Regions from separate parts of the Homo sapiens genome. Here region 1 is linked to region 2. A link is an interaction called in ENCODE POLR2A ChIA-PET data of the cell type or tissue named here. Cell type or tissue: Panc1. All regions are shown on one strand. Each heading gives the region's core, and the rest is flanking DNA. Links, peaks and the distances in the headings are about the cores only.

Evidence for each region. Peaks named below come from ENCODE experiments on the same cell type or tissue, not always from the same donor. Only the 100,000 strongest peaks of a DNase experiment are listed, where the experiment ranks them.
Region 1: POLR2A ChIA-PET joins it to region 2 with 20 read pairs; 2 of 35 experiments call an interaction of 5 or more read pairs at or near these places.

The regions. Positions count from the first base shown.
Region 1 is chr20:6,558,456-6,564,345 of GRCh38, forward strand. No RefSeq gene overlaps it. Among named protein-coding and RNA genes, the nearest start is that of CASC20, 130 kb to the left of the region's middle. In Panc1, for the core only: no CTCF peak of the experiment used is centred there; DNase peaks (open chromatin) are centred at 2,836 and 3,776; H3K4me3 peaks cover 658 bases.
Region 2 is chr20:6,420,027-6,425,916 of GRCh38, forward strand. No RefSeq gene overlaps it. Among named protein-coding and RNA genes, the nearest start is that of CASC20, 3.8 kb to the right of the region's middle. In Panc1, for the core only: no CTCF peak of the experiment used is centred there; no DNase peak of the experiment used is centred there.

The DNA of each region.
Region 1 (5,890 bases), core at 1,574-4,073, 140 kb after region 2:
TACATCTTATCATAAGATCTAAGCCCCAAATGGAATTGCAAATCTTTCCAAGGACTTTCATTCTTTTCCCTTTGGAGGAGAGAGCTCTGAAAGGCTTATAGCTCTGCCCCCTTATGGCCAGGCCTTTCTGAGTCACTTTAGGTCTCATGGTTCACCTTGGCTACAAGCCATTACTCTTTTTGCCCCATATTATTTGGGGTGATGCATGGGAAAGCTCAGATGAAAAACAGACTGCAGTTTTGATGTTTTTGCCCCTTCTATCCCTGAGACTTTGAGCAGGTTACCCAACTTCTCTGAAACCATTTCCTAATATTTGATGTGGGAATAATAATCTATCATTGAAATGCTTAATATGTTACTATATATTCAAGACATTATATTTGAAAAAAATTGATAAAATGTTCAGCAAGCATAATTAAGGGAAAGAGAATGGTGCTGTCAAATAGTATTATTAGAGTTTTTAAAGTCTATGTTCTACCCAATATTTGACAGTGTTTAGTAAAGTATGCACAGATGGGAGGCCCTTACCAGCCCCACTGATTATAGGAGAAAAGGATGATTATTTTCCAGAGCTGCTCTGTGCAATATGAAAGTCACTGTTCAATTGAAACGTGACTTGTCTAAATTACAATGTGCTGTAGATAAATACAAAACGGATGTCAAAGACTCAGTGTTAAAATAAGAATGTAAAGTATCTCTTAACAATTTTGTTCTAGTTATGTAATTTATTTTGGACATATTGGGTTGATAAAATATGCTGTTAACATCAATATTACCTATCTCTTACTTTTTGTTTAAAAATAGAAAATTTTAAAAATAGAAAATTTGAAATCATATATTTGGCTCACATTTGTGGCCTGAGTTTTATTTTTATTGGGGAGTGCTACCCTAGAGCTTTGTGTTGGCTCAACACAATTTAAGGGGAAAAACATTAAACCTCCCAATAATTACTTTCTCTGGAAATCACTGTGCCTCTTGATTTTTTGTGCATTTACCCTGATGACACCATGATGTTAGATCCTGCTCTCATGATCCTTCTATCTTAGAACTGTGTTGGTTTGGAGCTTCAGAAATTAAACATTCTTGAATAAAGAATGGGTCTTTCACTAAATAAAATTCCTGCTTATTGTGAAAAATATCATTGCCAGTTTTTTGTGTTTTTTTTTTGTTTGTTTGTTTGTTTGTTTTTTTTTACACAGGGCAGATTCTTTTCTCCTTCAATTTTTTATCCCTCTTTTACTTAAGCCACCCTTTAAAGACCCTCAATTGCTGTCTGATCATTTAAGTTATTACCTATAACTCCTGGAGCTTTGGTCTATACCAAATCACTGTGGCCTGTGGGGTCTGGAGCATGAAGGAACAAAGGTCTAGGGCAATTCGTGCCTATGTGACTGACCCCCAAGGAAAGCACTGAGCACCAAGGCTCAGGTGAACGTCCCGGGTTGGCAACACTTTACAAGTGTTGCCACACATCATTGCTGGGAGAATTGAGTGTTGTTTATATGACTCCACTGGGGGAGGACTACTGGAATCTTGTTCCTGGTGTCTCCTGGGCTCCTCCCTATGTGTCTTTTTCCTTTGCTGATTTTAATCTACATTATTTCACCATAATAAACTGTGACTGTCAGCATAACAGCTCAGGAATCCTGAGGGTGATCCTGGGGAACCCTGATGTACATTAACCCCGAATTGTATTCACTGTCTACTACATACTGACAATATTACTGATAAAAGGGAAACAGACAGGAGTAGGGGGATGGGGATAGACCCTAAAATCTGTGGGCTGTTTATTGTGAGCTAGGAACTATTTTATATGCTTTTCATGCAGCTATTATCAGATGGCATTCATGCAATAACTCTCTCATGTTGGTTTTATAGACAGGAAAATGGAGTTTCCATCTCTAACCCCTAATAGGTCAAATTAATACAGTATGGCCTAAAGCTGTAGGCATATAAAAACCATTCACCATAACTGAATGGTAGAACCAGATACAAGCTGGGTTCTCTGAGATCCCAAGCTCTGGTTCCAGCATACCACAGCAAAGATGTAGCTACACCATGGCCATGACATGTGCAGCAGAGGCTGTGGGTTCTCTGCCCACACCAGAATTCACTGCAGAGTTTCTGGACATGCCTATGACCTGCTGCATTTCTCAGCCTGACAACTCTCTCTGATAGGTTGAGCATGCTTGTCCAGCACACCAGACGTGATACCTGAGGAATGGCCCTCAAACAATAAGAAATGTAATTGGTGAATAAATACCTGATTTTCTTTGCTCCTCATTGGGTCAATTCTGAGGCATGTTCCACAGAGTGTCCCACATAATCCCCAATGAAATTGAGCCCTAGTTGTGTTACCAGTAGAGGGTCTTGACTGCAAGTTGTCCAGGTTCTTGCATTTTGAACAAAGAATTGGACAAAATGCACAGCAAAGTAAGGAAAGAACGAAGCAATGAAAGAGCAGAGATTTATTGAAAATGAAAGTATACTCTTCAGTGTGGGACCCGGCTTGAGCAGCAGCTCAAGGGCCCCAGATACAGAATCTTCTCGGGTTCAAATACACCCTAGAAGTTTCCCATTGGCCACTTGGTGTTCACCTCATATAAATGTTCACCTTCACATAAATGAAGTGGTGGCCCCCTATTGGTTGCTTACTGCAACCAATCAGAGGCTGGAGTGAAGTTACAAAGGTCACACACCTATACAAACATCTGGCTAGTTGTGGACAGCAACCAATCAGAAGCTGAAGTGAAGTTACAAAGTTACAGTCTTATGCAAACGTCTGTTTGCGTCTGGTTGCAAAAAGCAACCAATCAGAGGTACTTTCAATTTCCTATCTGCCCATGAGGAACAGGTGGGAGTTTGCAAAGGGTTTGCCTCTGGTCCTTTTGCTACTTAGGCATGGAAAGTTAGGGTTTTACTTTCAGTTTAGTCCTAGGAAGTCAGCATGAAACGGCCTTAGGTTCCCTGCCTCCAGACCCTGTTCTGCGGACTCAGTTGCTCACAGCAGCGTGCCCCTCTGTGACATGCCCTTTACTGGCATTATTCCTTATCTATCTCACCTCCCCATGCCTTCACTATGTGACCTGCTGTTCCCTCCCAAATATACGACTTGAAGCCAAATTCCAAACTCAGTATTTATATTCGGTAGAAACCCACATGAAGAAAAGTTATAGGATCATACCCAAATAGCTAGATATAAAGCAGAAAACAAAGGGACTGAAGGACAGTAGCACCATGGTTACACCCTGCATTCTGTATTTTTAAGTCTCACCTTCATAACGTACAAACATTTCTTTGTCCCATATTTGACTTAAGTTGAATCATTACATTCAATTCTAGCATGAAATATGTATATACAATAAGTTGTCATACATTGTTCTATATTATAGTATGTTCTTTGTACTTTAGTTTATTTGGTTAATTCTTGTTTTCCACCCTTAATGCCATTAAAGTATGTACCTAGATGAACCATCATTCGTAAAGCTGAAAGGTAATATTTACTTAATCAAAATTAGACTTCTTAATACTCGTTAAAGGGAAAACCCATTGTGGGGAAGAAGCATAGAGTATAATGCTCATATTATATTTCAGACAATAAAACAACCTTGTATAATCCTATTATGAACATTAGCATACATTTCACAGCCCATCCGGCAAACAATAAGGGTCATGACTCTATGTATTTGAAATGCTATCCAGGGCATTGTAGTAAGCAAAATGGTAAAACCTACAGCTGTGTCAGTGGGTCAAAAAGCGGTCATGGTACATTTCTCAGACACTGTGAACCCAAATACGCTTTTATAAAGATAAGCTGTGTGTTAGGAAACATGTTTTTCAAAGCTAAACAGGTCTAAAGATATAGTTATGTGAGAAGCAGGGACGGGAGGGGGAGAGCATGACCTGTTTGGAGTGATTCATGGTTAAATGAAACTGTGACAAAACTCCAGTGTCTTGTGGAATGCAAATTCTTATTATAAAAACATCCTTTATGAGACAGAGAAAATACAGTGTCTGCTTCCAGTTAAAGAATTTTCTTCTGAAACTTCAGAAGAGGTCACTCTAATCAGTTTGCCGGAGAATTTCTAACCTGGAAGATTAAAAGACAGGATTTTTTTCCCCCAAATCATATTTGGTAATAGTAACTTATTTTATTGATACGTTTTAGACTAGGTCTAAAATTTTAGATGAAGTCTCCTGTGCATATTTCATACTCCTGCTTTCTGGACTGTCCTGGCCTCCTTGATTTCTTTCTTTCCTCTGTCCCTATTACTTTCTGGATGAAATATTAAATTCACATAAGAATTGAATATAAAACATAAAATTATATCTCCAAAGAGTATGATATGTCATACGATAGGTTCTGACTCAGTTTCTATCTGAGCTAAACCTGGAAAATAGACGCCGCCTCCATTAAATTGTTATTTTATTAGAGTGAGCAAGTGTCTAAATACCTATAATTATTGTTACAGGTATAGTCTACTGTTTAAAAATTATGGGCATGTTGACATTATGATTTAATCATTCACAAGCTTTATAAATATAAAAGATTTGTCACTGTCACTGGAACCTATTTTAAATTATTTCATGCCTTCAGTTTACTTAGCTTGTATCCAAGTTTGAAGGCAATCTCATTTGTCACATTGTTTTCTCTGACAATAATGATGAAATTGCTGCTAATTTGAAAAGAACTTTAAAATTCTGTATTACGTCTGACCCAGTGATAATATTCACTGTATGCCAACATGGTAAATGCAACATTGAGTGTGAAATTGATAAATAGCCAAGTCCTCAAACTACTCCTTTCTCTGCAAGTATAATGGACCTAATGCATATATCTAAATGACATGCATTTTTAGTAGAATTCACAAATAGGAAGTACCATTTCTTGCCAAAACACCAGAGGATAACACCCTCCCTCCTGATGCCAATCTCTCAATATCTTCTTCTTTTAGAGAACTTGGGTTATGAATGTAGAGACCACTATCCTGACAGCACAAGGAACTACAGTCTGTCACAAACAGAGAGATGCACACCTCGCTAAACCTAATGCTGGCAGCAGGAATTCATAGAATATCAGAGAAAGCAAAAGGCTCTTTATCACACCACAGATGATTTCACTCTTTTTAATGCAAATTTTGAAAAACTACATAGGAAACAGAATTTTCTACAACTTAAATTGGATCCTATTGCAAGAAAGTGACCAGTCCATAGCAGAGCTATATGAAATACACAGAAAAAAAGTGAGCAAAACCTAAGACACTACGAGAAGAAAAACACTTATTGCATTAGAAGAGAAACTGTGTTCTAGACTCATCTGGCAAATAATTTTTGTTAATTTAGTAATAATGAGGACACTTAGTTAAGATATTGCCATGACAAGTAGAAGTTTTAATTTAATAGAATGTGTAATCGCTCACATCTGAGGTTCTAATTAGCACATGGTTCTTCTCAACACAGGGAATGGGAACCTAGGCTCCCTCCAGTGTGTGGTTCTGTCATCCCATAGGGTAGTTTATGGAAATGGCAAAGACAGCATGGAGGATGCACAGCCGTTTCTAACAAGTGGCTTAGAAATGTCACTCATCACTGCCACTTACTTCCCATTGGTGAGAATTCATCTCATAGGCAGACCCACCTGCAAGAAGTGTGCAGAAGAATGAATGTGGCCTGTGATTGGGCAGCCACTTCCTTGTTACAACTGTGTTCTATGGAAAAGGAGAAAAGTTTGTGGTGGATAGATAGCCATTGCTGCAGGAGGAATTGGAAATAGCAGAATTCCATCTCAAGTATCTGTAGTATTCACTGCCAGATAGATAGATAGATAGATAGATAGATAGATAGATAGATAGATAGATAGATAAACTTTCCAAATAGATCTTTGCCCATT
Region 2 (5,890 bases), core at 1,787-4,286:
TTGGTACTTTCAGACTTTTGGCTTTCAAAGTTGGTTACTTTGATGAGTATAAAGTCATATTTTACCATTGTTTTCATTTGTATTTTGTTATTTCACTGATTTCTGCTGAGGCTGAAAAATCTTCATATTTGTATTGGTCATTTGGATTTCTCCTTCTGTGAGCTTCCCTGGAATCCTTCACCTTTGGTTGTTTCTTTTCCTTACTGATTTGAAGAAGCAGTCTTTGGACCAATTTATTACAATTTTGTGAAATGAGTACTTAACAAAAAGTATATTTATTTACTCATGTGAGCTTCATTCGTGTTTAACAACCATTTATAAACAAATATGATAAAAATTTATCAAAAGTTTAAGATTTTAAGGTGACTCAAAGGTCATATTTCATGGGTATGAAATCTAAACTGTGAAAAGTAACTTTCAAAAAGCATTTTTTTTTGAAGAATGTAGAGAAGACTACACATAGCTGTTACAGTGTTGGAAACAATTCTATAGGAGATTGCAAAAGACCAGCTGATGTCATCATTTTACCCTCCTGGAACATCTATTTGTTACACCCTGAAACCGAACTGATCCTTCAGAAAACATTTTCCCTGTATTTTTTTTCTTCAGCTGAGGTCCTCTTTGGGCCCAAAGACTACAAAATCTAATTTCTAGAGAAGTATAGAGGGTGGTCTAGACTTCTTGCATAAAAAACTAAATCATCTTATGTATTAGACAGTTTACAAAGGCATAGATATTTGTGATTAAAGTCCTTTTTACTTGAAAATCATAGCTCATCTACCTGTGGTTGTTTGCCTGTCCTCTTTGCTGTCCCTCCTCCCATTTGGTTCATGCTTCCTTTTCCCCTTGGCAGCCCACAGTAAACACCCTCCTGGTTACTTCCAGGGAGGCAGAGTGAAGTGATGGAAGTAGTGTTAGGTTGAGGCAAAGACTCCTGGTGTTCTTGGAATCATTTAGGCTTGGAATAAATTCTCATGCGCTCTGTAACTTTCTATCTAGATGGGCTTGTAACTGACCTCCAAAGTTCTGTTTCTTCATCCATAAAATGAGAATTATCATAACTTGTTGTAAGCCTAGTGATGTCACAGAGGGTGCCTCATTAAATTAGGGTTCCTAGGGCAATCAGTAAGGAATAGGAAAAAGAGTGGGCGGGATTTAAGTGGTGGCAGACACAGAGGCAAGAGGCCAGTGGGAGACTTGGAAATTGAAAGGGATATGAAATAGGCAAGCAACCCAGAGGAAATCCATGGTGGAAAATGAGACCAATGACTTGCAGAGGCCAAAAGCCTCTTCTACCTGTGCAGTTCTTAAGGCAGACTTGTATTTCTGAGGGAGGTGTTGGTATTTTACAGCTCAAATACCACCAAGGGTAATATAGTGGTTTGCTTGAAGGAGTTAAAATCTTACTAACGGGGGAAAAAAAACGCTTTTCTGGAACTGGCCATTCCATCATAATGGTGGGTGACTGAGATCTTGTGATGCAGAAAGATTTCAACTGTTTCCACCACGTTCAAAGAGGGCATTGTTCATAGCATTTGAGTATTCCAAGCAGTTCAGGGTTTAATACCTTCAGGCATAAACACCTCTTTAAAAAATTTACCCATTATATATGGAAATCATTCTAAAATATATGTTTTATTACTTTGTCTTTTTAAGCAAAACCTACTTATGCTTATGTAATTTAATCTTTTCTTCCTGCATCAAGAGAATCATTATACCTTTTAGTTTTTATGTCGTGTCATAATAGTGATGCTCTCGGGATCTATTAACAAATAAACGTCTGTTTGAGCTAGTCTGTTTGAATCCCACGTATGCCTTTAAAGTTTTATTCTGTTTTCTCTCTTGCTTTTATTTGTCTTCTGATGTACTGTCAAACAAGTCACAAATATTTATAAAGTAAAAGTAACTAGCCTCTGAATAAAGGCCCATAGAGCTCTCCTTATAGTTCAAACAACTTCACTCCAAACGTGTTGAGTGCCTAATATGTGACAGGCACTATGCTAAGTGCTCAGGATATAAAGATGAATAAAACCTCCATCCCCAAGGGCTGCACATGCTGATGAATTATAAACTTCCCTGTGGATAATAGGCCTATAATTTCTTCTGTAAACTTTGAGACACCTGTTTTCATTTTTTGCCAAGTGCTCTTTCTCAATTCCTGATTCTCAGCTGTATTTGTGCTACTTGAAGTTGATGAATATTTAAACTTCCAAGAGTTGAGAAATTCCTTTTGCACGTTAAATGGTGTTGCATGATAAGAATGAGCAGAGATAATACTGAGAGGAATCAGTGGCCATATAGAGATTCGAAAGACTCTACAAGGCTTTCAACTGGCATGGTGTTTAAATGTCTGACTTTTGTGATAGAGGTTTTTGGAGAAAATGGTTTTGTGAAACTCAACTTTACCTTTAACTCTACCTTTTTTTTTTTCAAACAAAGATATAATAGACAATAATTTTTAACTATTTAAAAGATGTGGGTATACTGAGAGATAGAAAGAGAGCAGGGAATCAGTGGTAAGGTGGGCCTGACTGAAGCTATAGGCCCACTGTTCTCTCGATCTGGAAATAAGCATGGATAGTCAGGAGTCTGGTTCTGGAGGGTGAGTGGTTATAGCACCAACTTATGTTTGGGGACTGAGTTAGCCTCCTTACATAAAATTGCGGTGGCATTGGCATTCCTCTGTCATGAAAAAGGCTCAGAAGAGACAGGATCAATGCTTAAAGCTCAGGGTTGGAGAGAGAGCCTTGCAACCAGGGCTGGACTAAGCCTTTTGCTGGTTCAGAAAATGTATTGTTTTGTGGGATAAGAGCCTTCAGCTGCCAATAGAAGGCTTAGTTCTAGATGTACCAGTCCTTCTTACAGAAGACGGGAGGGAGGCAACTTAAAAACCATTAGCCAGAGAGAAGGAAGCAAGCATCCTCTAAGAACACCAAGTCTTGTTAGTTTGGCTGGGGCTTTTCCACTTTTACCATGGGGAGTTCTACGCTCCAGGAACACTGTTAGTCCTGAGCAAATCGGGATGACCGGTAATCCTAACCTCCCCCAACCTTCAAAATAAATCTGAAAACTAAAACGCTGAAGCACACAAGAGTAACCAGTGCCAAGACAGACACAGCCACAGCAATCATAACTCAGATTAACTCCTGATAAGATGAAAATTGACTTCATAATAAACAAGTTTAAGGAAAGTAACAAAAGTTATAAAACAAAGGCAGTCAGCTGTGTATTAAGGCGGATAAGTATAGAAAAATATTTTAGAAATCCTGGATATGAAATAAACACACAGTCATTGAAATTTAAAAATATTCTAGCTGGTTATTCACAGTAAAAGTAGGATTTGTGAATTGAATGATGTTACTGAGGAATTCACCCATAATGCTGCTTAGACTGGGTAAAGAGAATAAAATCTTGGAAGAGAAATTAGGGTAATGAACAATAAACTGAAAGACCCCTAAATATATATAATTTTTTGTAAGGAGAGAAAAGAGGAATGGTTAAAAAAAACATTAAAATGAATTATTACTGATGCTTTCAATAATGCCAGAAAGACATGAGTTTTCAGATTGAAAGTGCATACCAAGTATTGAGAAAATTACATCAAGTACATTCAGAAAGATTAATTGAAGTTGCTGAGCATCAAGGATATGTGGAACACTTGAAAAGTTGCCAAAGAGGAAAAAAAAAGACGGATTACCTACAATGGAATGACAATTAGGCTGATGGCTGACATCTCAGCTTCAAAACTAGATGCTTAACAACAAAGGAATAGTATTGTCAAAATGCAAAGAAAAAGAAACTAGAATTCCATATTGAGCTAAACTGTCATTTAAAAGTGAGTATGAAATGAGAACATTTTCAGATGTGCAAAAACCCAACAGAGTTTGCCAAGAACATTCCCTCATTAAAGTTACTCCCTAGGAATTCGGTACCAGCTAAACTACCATTTGAAAGTGAGCATCAAATGTGCAAAAACCAAGAAAGTGTACCAGTCACACCCTTCAATGAAGATACCATCTAAGAAGATGACCTTTTAAAGAAGCAACTGTGAATAAGCAAATTCATAAATTGTATTGGTAAATGTTATTTTTAGAAGTTTTTGTTTATGGCTTTTTTTTTTTTTTTTTTGAGATGGAGTCTTGCTCTTGTCGCTCAGGCTGGAGTACAGTGGCGCGATCTTGACTCACTGCAACCTCTGCCTCCTGGGTTCAAGCAATTCTCCTGCCTCAGCCTCCTGAGTAGCTGGGATCACAGGTGCCCACCAGCACGCCCAGCTAATTTTTGTATTTTTAGTAGAGATGGGGTTTTACCATGTTGAGCAGGCTGTTCTTGAACTCCTGACCTCAGATGATCCTCCTCCCTTGGCCTCCCAAAGTGCTGGGATTACAGGCTTGAGCCACCACGTCCAGCCGTATTGGTAAATATTATTAATATTTTTTAAAGGTGGAACTAAAATTCTGGATAAAAATGACAAGGAGAGGGCACGGAGGGTTACAGAGAAGGGCTCCACAGGTGATTGCACCTATGGATTCTACCTATTGCACAGGCTATTGCACCTATGTCAACAATTGTAATATTGTTGACATCTCAAATATTTACTTGTTTTGCATTCAGAAAAGACCTTTGAAAAATGCTTGACTGTCTTCACTTTCTTTTAAGCAAGGGAGATTTGAGAGAAGACAAATCTTTTATCAGATTATTTCCAGTCAGGCTGGGAGAGGAAAGTGGAAAAAGGGTAAGAAATGGCAAGTATGAAAGATTTTGGGCCAGGTGCAGTGGCTCACATCCATAATCCCAGCACTTGGAAGGTCAAGGCAGGTGGATCACCTGAGGTCAGGAGTTCGAGACCAGCCTGGCCAACAGGGCGAAACCCTCTCTCTAATAAAAATACAAAAATTAGCTGGGCGTGGTGGCACGTGCCTGTAGTCCCAGCTACATGGAAGGCTGAGGCAGGAGGATCACTTGAACCCAGGAGGCAGAGGTTGCAGTGAGATCACGCACCACTACACTCCAGCCTGGGTGACAGAGCAAGACTCTGTCTCAAAAAAAAAAAAAAAAAGAGAGAAAAGACAAGAAAGATTTTGGACAACCTCTAAACTTGTCTAGGTCTTCATGATCTGGTGTCAGGGTTCTATTTGACATAGAATTCCTGAAAAGCTTGGCACACACATATTAAAATGTTAGAACATATTTGAATATCAAATTTAAATAATTGTTGCTTATTTATTACTTGGGGTTATTCAAATTTTGTTTTTTTTTTAAATATAAATGCTTGAGAATTGACAGTAGTGTTTTTTCTCCAAAGGACTTAAGAATGAAAAGTTTAGAAGTATGTCAACATTGTGACAGAAGGCATTAATTGATGCCCAAGCATGACCCTAACATGATTTCATATGTTTTGATGTCATCTCTTTCTTTAAGCTGCACAGTATGTTAAAGTAAAAGCTTCTGTTTGAATTGAGTGAACACAGAGCTTCAGTTTTTCTTTTTTACCATATATGTATAGTTGAATACTGATATAGTCTCTCATTCATTTTTGTACTGTTTCTCAATATCTGATTGCCAAAAGAAAGAGATTTCTTATAAAATAGGCTTCAGACCACAGGGCTTGGATTTTAAGATTACATTTTTTTAAATGAGGAGAGAGTGGTAGTTCTGTGAATAAAGTAGCAAGAATAAAAAGGAAGAGACCAAAGATGACATTTTGAAGGAAGTAATTGCCTTGGCATGGCGGTTTTGAGCCCACATTGTTAAGTGGTTTCTGGCATGATATGTGATTTTCCTATGTGATATCCTGAATGTTTACCAGAAAAATTAAAGACACATGCTAAGAAGTCAAGGCAAACCTGTGAGAATGAAGCAGACTTTTTCATTTGCTCATTCATTAAAT